Regions from separate parts of the Homo sapiens genome. Here region 2 is linked to region 1. A link is an interaction called in ENCODE POLR2A ChIA-PET data of the cell type or tissue named here. Cell type or tissue: GM12878. All regions are shown on one strand. Links, peaks and the distances in the headings refer to the core of each region. The heading gives the core; the rest is flanking DNA.

The links. Peaks named below come from ENCODE experiments on the same cell type or tissue, not always from the same donor. Only the 100,000 strongest peaks of a DNase experiment are listed, where the experiment ranks them.
Region 2: POLR2A ChIA-PET joins it to region 1 with 5 read pairs; 1 of 35 experiments calls an interaction of 5 or more read pairs at or near these places.

What each region holds. Positions count from the first base shown.
Region 1 is chr20:10,475,405-10,481,267 of GRCh38, reverse strand. The region is part of intron 2 of SLX4IP (SLX4 interacting protein); the gene reads right to left. Among named protein-coding and RNA genes, the nearest start is that of SLX4IP, 43 kb to the right of the region's middle. In GM12878, for the core only: a CTCF peak has its summit at 4,638; DNase peaks (open chromatin) are centred at 2,867 and 4,697; H3K27ac peaks cover 3,247 bases.
Region 2 is chr20:10,313,707-10,319,569 of GRCh38, reverse strand. No RefSeq gene overlaps it. Among named protein-coding and RNA genes, the nearest start is that of SNAP25-AS1, 97 kb to the right of the region's middle. In GM12878, for the core only: a CTCF peak has its summit at 2,732 (motif pointing left); a DNase peak (open chromatin) is centred at 2,650.

The DNA of each region.
Region 1 (5,863 bases), core at 555-5,554:
TTTCAATAGAGTGATTTCTTTTCCTTTAACAGTAAAACTTAGACATCACCACTATACAATATATCCAGGTAACAAAACTGCACTTGAACCCCCTAAATTTATACAAACCTTTTTTAAAAAAGAATGTCTCTGAAGAATGAACATACCAAAACAAGTACACATATCAAAATTTAAAAAAAAAAAAAGTTGTAAGAATATTCCACACTGAGAGATGTTATAGTTAAGCTTTTATACTTCAAGGACAAATACAAAGTCTTCTAGATATCCAAAACAAAAAACAAGTCACCTATATAATAGGGAGATATTAAGTTGGCTTTGCATTTCCCCAGAGCAATATTCAATATCAGATAATAGTGGTGAAAATGTTGTTACAAAGCTCTGAGAGAAAGAAAGTAAGAGCCAAGACTACTACACCCAGCTAAAGCATCATTCAAATATAAAGGCAAAGAGGACACGTTCTCAAGCATGAAACAATTCCGGAAATGAAATACTTACAATGTAGAAATCAATCACTAGTATCTAAAACTGAAATTTAATTTTTTAAAAATCAGTTCAACCTATTTATTTCTAGGCTATTTTAATTTCAAAGAAATCTTATAGGAAAATCTACATGAGAAAAAGAAATTTGAGGTTCAGCAATTCCTTATATTTCAATTCTTCTTTTATCTATTGTTAAAGTAAAATCACGTTTTATATTTTTAGTTAAAACAATAGCTATAATATGCCATATTTAACAAAAGTATTTCTACCTTTAATTGTAATCATTCCATCTGTACATATGATATAATCTACAGTACACATCCGGAATGATGTTCTTTTAACACTATCAAGTTATTTGGACTGATTTTCCTTTTTTTTTTTTGGAAACAGGGTCCTGCTGTTTCCAAAACTCTAGGCTAGAGTGTAGTAGCTCAATCACAACTCACTGCAGCCTCAACCTCCCAGGCTCAGGTGATCCTCCCATCTCGGCCCCAATCCCCCAGTAGCTGGGACCACAGGTGCATGCCACCATGCCTGGTTAATATTTTGTATTTTTTTGTAGAGACAGGATTTCACCGTGTTGCCCAGGCTGGTCTCAGACTCCTGGGTTCAAGCGTTCTGCCCACCTCAGCCCCCCAAATGCTGGGATTACAGGCGTGAGCCACCGCACCCAACCGAGTGACTACTTTTTCTTCTTTGAATTATTCATAATAAAAATAAATAGGTCATTTTTTATAAAACAAGTTTTGTTCATCTGTTTACCTGCTTTGTTTGTTTGTTTGTTCTAGATGGAGTCTCACTCTGTCGCCAGGCTGGAGTGCAATGGCGCCATCTTGGCTCACTGCAACCTCTGACGCCCTGGTTCAAGGGATTCTCCTGCCTCAGCCTCCCGAGTGGCTGGGATTACAGGCACCCACCACCACGCCCAGCTAATTTTTGTGTTTTTAGTAGAGGCGGGGTTTCACCACATTGGCCAGGATGGTCTCAATCTCCTGACCTTGTAATCCACCTGCCTCAGCCTTCCAAAGTGCTGGGATTACAGGCGTGAGCCACCACACCCGGCCTCTGTTTGCCTGTTTTTAAATAAGAGCCTGGATGATAATACTGTAACATGTTAACAGTAATAGAAATATGCAATTCGAGCCGGGACGTGGCTCACGCCTGTAATCCCAGGACTTTGGGAGCCAAGGCAGGCGGATCACAAGGTCAGGAGTTCAAGACCAGCCTGGCCAACATGGTGAAATCCCGTCTACTAAAAATACAAAAAATTAGCTGAGCGTGGTGGTGCACGCCTGTAGTCTCAGCTACTCAGGAGGCTGAGGCAGAAGAATTGCTTGAACCCAGGAGGCGGAGGTTGCAGTGAGCTGAGATTGTGCCACTGTACTCCAGCCTGGGTGACAGAGTGAGACTCCATCTCAAAAAAAAAAAAAAAAAAGAAATATGGAATTTGAGCGATGAGAATATGGAAATTTTTCTTCTTTATGCATTTCAGTTTTTAATTTACCAAACAAAAAAAGAAGTATACTAAGACCCTAGAAGTTATACAATACAGATTTTCATTTTGCATCCGCAGATGACTTACCCAGACTGTCCTCACCTTTCCCAGAAGGCTGGTTTGTCATATGGGAAGGAATCAGAGTCACTACTTGCCTCTAGGTGGAGTCCACCGTCCTAACCACTTCTCAAGGTCTCCCTAACTCCTTCTCCAATGCCAGTCCCGAATCTGGGCAGAGGCCTGAGTAGGGGGAGGATTGGCAAGCTCATCCCTGGAATCCCAGGTTTTAGGCAGTTTTCTCTTGCTTCTACCTGAATAGAGGTAATACGCCTTTTTCTCCAAGACTGACCCCCTTCTTTCTTTCACCTTCCCTCTTTGCATACCATCTCACCCCATCCCACTTGGTAAGCCAAAGGAGCTCAAGAATCTCTCCCTTGGGAGTGGCAGCTACCTCTAGAAGAGCTTAGAAGAGTTGGTCAGATTCATTAAGCTTTTACAAAGGAGTCTGGGGTCCAAAATTGACCTTTGACCAGCACAGTCATCAACGCATCTGTTTTCCTAAAGGATTTTTTACTGAGGGGCAAGGACAATAAAGAACAAGAATCAGAGGCTCCAGGGCCCCTTCTTTAACAATGTTACCTGTGCTGCCTACCTCCCAAGAGAACATATTTTAACATGGTTAGTAAATGTAATATAGTTAATATTAATAAAATGTTTAAAATTACAAACCACTATAAGTAGTTGTGTTATTACTGGACAAGGATGATTCTAAATTAATATCTTCACAAGCTTGTAGCTAGAGTTTCGATCTTCATCAAAGCATATGCCTTTGAGTCAGAGACCCCAGGCTTGAAACCTGCTTTTCACATTCTCTACCTCCCAACTGAGCAAATTACTCAATCTCACTGCCTGTCACATCTGTGACATGTCAACAGTAACATGTACTTCACAGTGTTGTGAGAACTAAACAGGAAAAACACCTACTGAACTAAATAGGAAACACATGAAAATGTGAAAAACACCTACTTTATTAGGTAGTCAATCTTAGCTCCCTTTCTTTTGCTGTCACAAAAAAAGCTTTTAAAAGAGAGCTTGGCCGGGCGCGGTGGCTCACACCTGTAATCCGAGCACTTTGGGAGGCTGAGGCGGGTGGAATGCCTGAGCTCAGGAGTTCAAGACCAGCCTGGGCAACACGGTGAAACCCCATCTCTACTAAAATACAAAAAATTAGCCAGGCGTGGCAGAGTGCACCTGTAGTCCCAGCTACTCTGGAGGCTGAGGCAGGAGAATTGCTTGAACCTGGGAAGCGGAGGTTGCAGTGAGCCAAGATCACGCCACTCCCACTCCAGCATGGGCGATAGAGCAAGACTCCGTTTCAAAAAAAAAAAAAAAAAGGGAGATTGTAACAAGGAACACCACAACACACAGATTTCACATCTTAAGCAGCTGAAATAAAATGCCCAAAGAGGATGAGAAGGAGCCTATATAATCTTAAAATAGATATGTTTCCCAGCTGGTATCTTTGATTACTAATTAAGCTAAGGCTTATTTATTTGGTAAATGCTTACCAGTTGCCAGGCATTGTGTTAGAAACCTTTTATGTAACAACCCCATGAAGATTGACACTTATTATCCCCATATTGGAGAGAAGGAACCAAGATCCTAGAGATGAGAAGCAGTCAGGTCCATCTGACAACTGTGCAATAGCCTAACAAGAATTCCCTTCGGCCGGGCACGGTGGCTCACGCCTGTAATCCCAGCACTTTGGGAGGCAGAGGCAAGCGGATCACCTGAGGTCAGGAGTTCAAGACCAGCCTGGCTAACATGGTTAAACCCCATTTCTACTAAAAACACAAAAAATCAGCTCATGCCTGTAATCCTAGCACTTTGGGAGGCCAACGTGAGCAGATCATGAGGTCAAGAGTTTGAGACCAGCCTGACCAACATGGTGAAATCCCGTCTCTACTAAAAATACAAAAATTAGCCAGGCGTGGTGGTGCATACCTGTAACCCAGCTACTCAGGAGGCTGAGGCAGAAGAATCACTTGAACCCAGGAGGCGGAGGTTGCAGTGAGCCGAAATCATGCCACTAAAAGAGCGAAACTCCGTCTCAAAAAAAAAAGAGAATTCCCTTCACAGTCAGGTCAGAAATCTAAGGAACACTGGTATCTTTAGAACCTAAGACACCAAAAACCTGTGTCTGCTCTTGATACGGGAAAACCCACATTAATGCCCTAATAAGACCTCTTAAACTTCGAATAATATTTCTTAGAATTTAAACTGAAGACTGAAGGAAGGAGCTAAGACTCTTGGTTTTGCTGAAATTTGGAAAATCTAGCTTAACTGCAAAAGCATTAATGTTATGTAGTACCATTCACTTTTATTAAACACACATTTAGTTTGAATACTAGTTAATTTAAAAGTGCCCACAATGTTAAAGATAGTGATGGGTAAAACAATGTTCATTATATTCCTTCCCTTTAACAGTTTTACATTTTTCCATTGAGTTTTTTTTATCTACACACACACACATCTCCCATGATCTCTGCAATAAGAGGCTGATTCATGTAAATTTTACAGAAAGCACCCTTCTCTGGATAATTTTAACTTTTCCTAAAAATAAATATTCCAGTCCCCAACCCAAGGAGGGCGCAGCAGATCAAGAATGCACTGTCATGGCAGGTGGAGAATCAGTCATTATGGGAAGTGAAACAGACACACGCGGCATAGGAACTGATACAGCAACATCTGATTCCATCCAGCAACCTTTAAAAATGTAATCATTTTATCAGCTGTTGGTAGACTTTGCACAATGGCTAGCAGTACTACTTGGTGACAATTAAAAATACTAAAGCTACAATGCATTTTTTGTTGTGGAGGAAGTACAAATGGAATGCTGAGTCAAAAGCAAATATGCACACTCATAGATGACTATGGGACACTTTGCAATGCATTCAGTGCTTCAAAATTTAAGATTTAAGACCAGATTCATGCTACTGAAGGTTGGGTCCTCTCCCAACTCACAAGATCATCAAAGAGTAGCCATTCAAAAAAGTTTAGTAGAATGACATCCTCTTTGACACTTTTCTTGACTTTTACAATATTTGGTTTAATTATCATAACAGATATATATATACACACACACACACAGTGAGGGATGTGAAAAACCTTAAAACACTTCAAAATGCACACCGATAATAAAACACATTGCCAAGTTGTAAGTAAAGCAGTTAATTATGACCATCGTCATCCCCAGGAACCAAGAGAAGCTTCTCAAGGGTCAGATTATTCCAGCTACCTCTTGGATGCCCCCGAGGCCTCTCTACAAACTGTAAGTGCTCATTACTATGTTCTGTAAAAAGGCCTGTCTATGAGACTGCCAAAAAGAAACTTTCCAGCAAAGTCTCTAAATTGTAAAGTACTATCATGTAACTTCTGGGGGAATCTATGCCCCTCTTTCTGACAGCTGTCATGCTCAAGGGTGGGCATGGGCAGCCATGTATTTACCATGTGACACTGCCCCGTGCCACAATCGATGAAGCAAAAGTGGACATCTGCCCAAATTCACCTCCAGAAGTTTGCTATTGGGGCAGAAAGTGCAGCAGTTTTGTAGGATATGTCACTTGGGAGGTGAGGAGCCACTATCTTCTGCAACATGAACAAAGGAGCAGAGAGAGGCCAGCAGAGGGAGAATAACAAGGAAGATGCAAAGACCAGAATCCCACTTCTCAAAGAGAGGCCCACAGTGAAGCTGCCTCAGGGCCATGGGCAACCTGAAGCTACCTCCAGGCCCTCACCAGCTCAATAGCACACTGATGCCAGTATGCTGAGACAGTCACACTCCCTTATCATAAACTGCCCATTTCAAGTTCTAGTAGTTTGCGTGGG
Region 2 (5,863 bases), core at 280-5,279, 160 kb after region 1:
AGGTCAAGAAGGATGGAAGATAGACTGTAGAGAATGGACAGGAAAACTGAGAGTCAAGAAATGAAAACCACAATGGTTATTAACTGCTGCATGATATTTGAACTATCCATGGTTTCTTGGTCTTAGCACTGACTTTAGCCATGGATGGGTAGACAATTCTGTGCAGGCTTTGACTCACTTCAAGCAGGAGGCATCTTGCCTTTAGTGTGTACCTTGGGTTTTCCTTTTTGTCTCAGGGCTTCTTCAATGCTATGGGCATCAATGAGAGTTTGCTCGACCCTGTGGATGCAAGCGTGGCAGTGTGGGGAAATTAATACCTCTAGAAATAACCCTTTAGGTACAGGGATGAAAGCTGATTAATAAATGCTCCTGCCACCCATCTTTTGGGTGGCCAATACTGAGAGGCATTCTGTACACTTCTCAGAGGTCCCATGGAATTGAGCCCCATTGCCCAGAGTGGTGACCTTGACAACAATGCTTACGGTGGCCTTTCTTTCTTAAAAGATCTCTTACTCTGGCTCTCTGAGATCACCTCTTAAATAAACTACCTGAATCCAAGAGCATATGTCAGTCTCTGTTTTGAGAGCATCTAAACCAAAAAGGAAATATTTTAGACACTAGTGATTTAAGACGATTACGTACATATCAACAGGTACTCACTCACTGCACCCATTCTCCCAACTACAGCTCCTGCTACTTAGGTAGCCATGTTTTGTGTCACATGACCAACTTCTCCATCAATAGCTCATTGGACCAAAGGTGAGCACATGACTGAGCTCAGCCAATCCAAACATAGGCTGCTCAGCAACCTATGATGTTGCCTGTTGTGAACCTAAGCGGGGGAACTAACTGGATTCCTTTCTGTGGGAATTTCAGTAGAAAACATCTCAAGAATGAGGGAGAAAAGCAATGAAAGCAGAAGCTGAAAGGTTGAGATGAAAAAAGTAAATGGAGAAAACATGGTTGGTTCTCTTTAGCCAACATTATGAGGTAGCCAAACTGGTGAGAATATAAAGACAAACAGATAGAAGTGGAAGTACCACATAGCCGTTAAGCAAGAGGAAGAGAAGACTCCATGACTCTCTAATTTCAATTCTTCTGTGTGACCTTCACCACAAGCTTCCTTTTGCTTGAGGGACGTTTAGTAAGACTGTTTCATGCAGCTACAACAGCCTCAGTAGAGTCAGTGTGACTGGAGAAAGATACCTATGGAGAGGGAATGTGTTTGAAGCCCTCACTCATTGCTCCAAACCAACACTCTACCCTTTTCCACCCTGTTCTGGGTCTTGGAAGTGCCAATTTGTGTGGACCTCATTACTGACTCCCATCCACTAGCTTCTGGTAGGCTTTGGCCCTTGGGAGCCATCAGAAAGGCAAGAAATCAGACGGCAGGAGTAGAGGGATACTGGTATTTATTTTCAGTTTTCTCTCTCCACGTTGCCCTAGGTTGGCTCCATCCCTTCACCAAAGGCCACAGCTCCAGCCAGACGGTGTCCTCTCCATGGAAAACTACCTTTTCTAGGCTCAGGGAAACAGCTCCCTTTCCTTGCCTCTTTGGGACTAGGGATGGGAAGGGCCCCCACTGTTGCTAGTCCCAAGGGACTGCACTCTCCTCCTTGGTTTCTCTAAACCTGCCCACACCTTTATAAAGAGTCGCTGTTATTAAAGTCCTGTTACATTACCCAGGCATTCTAAGAGCCTGACTGATACAGGAAGGCAGTACAGCATAGATGGGAAGGGACATTTTGAAACTGGAGGGACAGGAAATGAAAGTGGTTTATGCCTTATAATTGCAGACCGTGGTGCTGTACTACTGCAGGGAGCATTTTTCACATTGGGAAGCAATTATGTAACCTATGCCTATATATATATATTTGTCATTTTGGTAACTATTTTGAACTTCCTTGTTGAGATATAACATACATACAGAAAAGTGCACATGTAACATATTACACAGATCAGTAAACTTTCACTAACTGAACACGCCCATGTAACCAGCGCCTATATCAAGAAGCAGGATTACTAGCATCCCAGAAGCTTCCCTTGCATCTTTAGTCACTAACCATTTCCCCCAAGGATTACCACTATTCTAGCTTCTAACACTATGGACTCATTTATCCTGTTTCTGAACTTTATACACATGGAATGGAACAACGTGCTCTCTTTTGTATTTGGCTTCTTCCATCCTATATTGAGATAATAAGACTTACGTATGTTGCTTCAGCATGTAGTTGTAGTTTACTTATTCTCTTTACTGTAGGTGTTCTATGTGAAAACAACCAAAATTTATGTCTTCATTCTATTGTTGATGGGCATGTGGATAAATGCCAGTTTGAGCTACAAACATTCTAGTACCTGTCTTTGGGTGAACAAAAGTATATACAGTTGACCCTTGAACAACCTGGGTTTGAACTGCACAGATCCACTTACATGTGGATTATTTTCAACCAAATGGGGATGGAAAATACAGTGTTCATATGATGCAAAGCTCAAGGATACAAAGGGCTGGCTTTTTCTATACTCAGGTTTCACAGGACTGACTTCAAGACTTGAGTATACACAGATTTGGGTAGAAGCAGAAGTCCTAGAACTAATCCCTTGCCTATACAAAAGGACCACTGTATTTCTGTTTAATAGATACTTAAGAATGGAATTGCCAAGTCAGTGTATGCATACAGCTTTAGTACATACAGCCAAATGGTTTTCTAAAGTGGTTATACCAGTTTACACTGCCACCTGCTGGGCGTGAGAACTTCAATGGGATCATACATTTTCCGTGGTACCAGTCCAGGATTTTCCTGTGTTCCCAAGGACCCCAGGCCTAAGGAGGGGTCAGGCAGAGAACTCTATTGATCCAGAGTTTGGGATTTATAGTCCAGGATTGAAGGGCAAAACAGGGAAGATGTGACCCAAGAGTGGAGGCTGTCACACACTGGAGCTCTTGGCAGGATTGGAAATTGGGGTCATTGAGAGAAAACTTAGAAGCAGACATTAGAAGTTTAGGTTAGTTTGAAGGGCAAGTGCAAAGACATAAGAAAGAACATGAGAGAGTGAAGGTATGACTATTTTGGTTAGAGAATGACATATATGGAGTTTAAGATTGCTGAACTTTGGAGCAGTGTTGGATGAGCTGAGACCCAGGATGAGAACAGCTTTGTGGTGTAGGAGGGTGTACTCAAGGGCAACTTGGTGATGGCTGTGAGAATAAAGAAAGAGAGAGCAAACAAGGAACAGGTTATTTCGGGAAGATGAACTAGAAATAGCCTGAAGAGGCAAGGGAGAGCTGAGTTTGTAAACAGCCTCTGTCCTCCAATCCTTCAGAAACCATTGTTATTTAAAAGCTTCTTTTTATACTTTTTTCTCTAGTTCCTTTTTTTTTTTGGACAGAGTCTTGCTCCAGGCTGGAGTGCAGTGGTGCCATCTCGGCTCACTGCAACCTCTGCCTCCCGGCTTCAAGCGATTCTCCTGCCTCTGCCTCCCGAGTAGCTAGGACTATAGGCACCGGCCACCACACCCGGATAAGCTTTGTATCTTTTGTAGAGACAGGGTTTTACCGTGTTGGCCAGGCTGATCTCGAACTCTTGTTCTTTTTTAACTAATAATGGCAGTTCTCCTCATTCTCTTCCGTGTTACCATTTTGTCAAAATTGCTTGACTCTATCTTCTTTGGTGTTCCTTTTCCTTTTCTTCCTCTTCATGCTAAACTATCTGGTTCATTGCCTCTGGGTCTTTAGGATTAAAAGAAACAAAACCAAAAACAAACCAAAAAACACCTTTCCTGATATTATTATCTGTCATCCAAAACCTTAGATCTACTACCAATATTTAGAATATTTATATATTAATATTTCCATCTACTCTTGAGTTCATCTTATTTGTCCTCTAAATTATTCTAGAACAGAGGCTTTTAAAGATTTCTTTCTCTCTCTCTCTCTCTTTTTTTTTTGCCTCTTCTTTTTTAACAGTGAATGCTTTCAAACAAAATCTTCGATGAAACCCTATATATGGAACAGGCGAATGTGGAGCTGCTGTTACTGTATGCAACCTGAACAATGAGATGCAGTACCCTGGGTAGGTGCCCTGCTTGTGTGGTCTCTCCCTCTTTTCCCTCCCACAGTAGATGCTTCTTAAACACGCCTTCTAATTTTCTTGTCCCTGTCTCTTATTCGACCCACAACAGTGGCAATCAGTTTCATACAGGGTCCAACCAGCCTTACGGAAGTGTGAGCTGACTGTCCCCACTGCAGCCCCACCCCTCCCTTCTGCCCTGGAATTTTTCTAGTCCTCTGGTGCAGGACATTCTTGCAAATAACCCGTTGTCATCCATGCACACAACCCAGAACAGGGAAGTAAACACCCTGCCCTGTGGTAATCTTTAAGGTATATAAATGAAGGTTCTGAGAGTAGAAATTTACGTGGGCCATTGTCACAATCAAATTGATAATTGTGGAAAACAAAGTGTGGCAATCCTTGACCAGAAAGAGTTGGGAGTTGAGGGGCAAATGCAGCTCCCTTTCTTGTCCCAGGCAGATGGTCCTAATATGCATTTCCTAGGCTTCCCAGCTGTCTCACAGAATCAAACGTGCAGGTGGCTAACTCCATAACTCATGCCTCCATTGGCTTTCCAATGACTTTTTTCACCATTCACTTCTTCATCCCTCATTCCTGCTCCCTGGAGTCACAGTTCCAGATAAACTACTTAAACTTATTCCTCTATTTCAGGCTTTGTTTCCTAAGGAAGCAACCTGTAACATCCCCTAACTTGAGAAAAGCACTTCCAAGGTACTCCAAAGTTTCTTCTTGGTTTGAAATCATTGCTCTGGAATAAAATTATGTTGAGATAGTTGGAAGAGCTATCTTGACTAAAGAACTGTTAATTATTTTCAGCGCTGAGTAGGTTATTTGCATTTAATGTATATAAATGAAAGCCCTGAGAGTAGAAATTTAAATAGGGCATTGTCGTGGTCAAATCAATCTGCATTGAAAACAAAGTGAATTTTTAGTGGAGTGGTATAAAAGCTCTAGCCCCTTGGAGAGTCTGTTTGGTCTAGTTTGGAGTTTTGCCTTTAATAACAAATGAAAGTACAGATTTAGGTCTCTAGGGCTTTCTATCTCCACAGCCTCTGGATGTTTAAAAACACATACCATTAGCACTTGCCTCATCTTTCCTAAACTGGCAGTTGTCACGGTTCCTTTAAAGAAGTACAACAGTTCCTCGGAAGATAGCAGCCACTTCCCACACCCCACACCCCCAGACACCCAGGATATATCTTGTGTATACTTAAGTTGTCTCTGACACACATAATTTCTTTTTCAACCCTGAGTAATCAGTCCTTTTTGTCCCCTTAGTAAAGAGAACACTGTATTTTTGTACAGAAAAGGTGGGGAGGAAAGGAAAATAAAAGAAAGACCCCTTTCCTCCCTAAATTTCAGCGCAAATTTCCACAAAATAGCAACAAATAAAAGATAGAAAGGAAAATAAACACAGAATTGTCCAGAATAAGGGTATTTGTCAAGTGCTAATTGAGGATCCAGTTTTATTTGTACATTTTGAAATGTTTTCTTTCAAGTTCTGGGTATTTAGGGGTTAATGATGTGGCTGAAACCCTATTGCTTTGAATACGAGGGATTAGTTTTGTTGTTTCAGGATTAAGGTCAGTCTTATCAAGAGGCTGTCAGCAGCCACCCTCAGCCCTAGCTACAATCACTCTGCTCATGGTTCTCAAATCCTCCGTTGGGCTGCTGGACCACTGAGCCCCGTGATTTTTCTTTTGAATACCATTAAAGGGGAAGGATACTGGCATGTGCCCACTCTAACAAACACAGAGAGTTCACCTTAACTTTTTGTTTTCATAAGTGTCTAG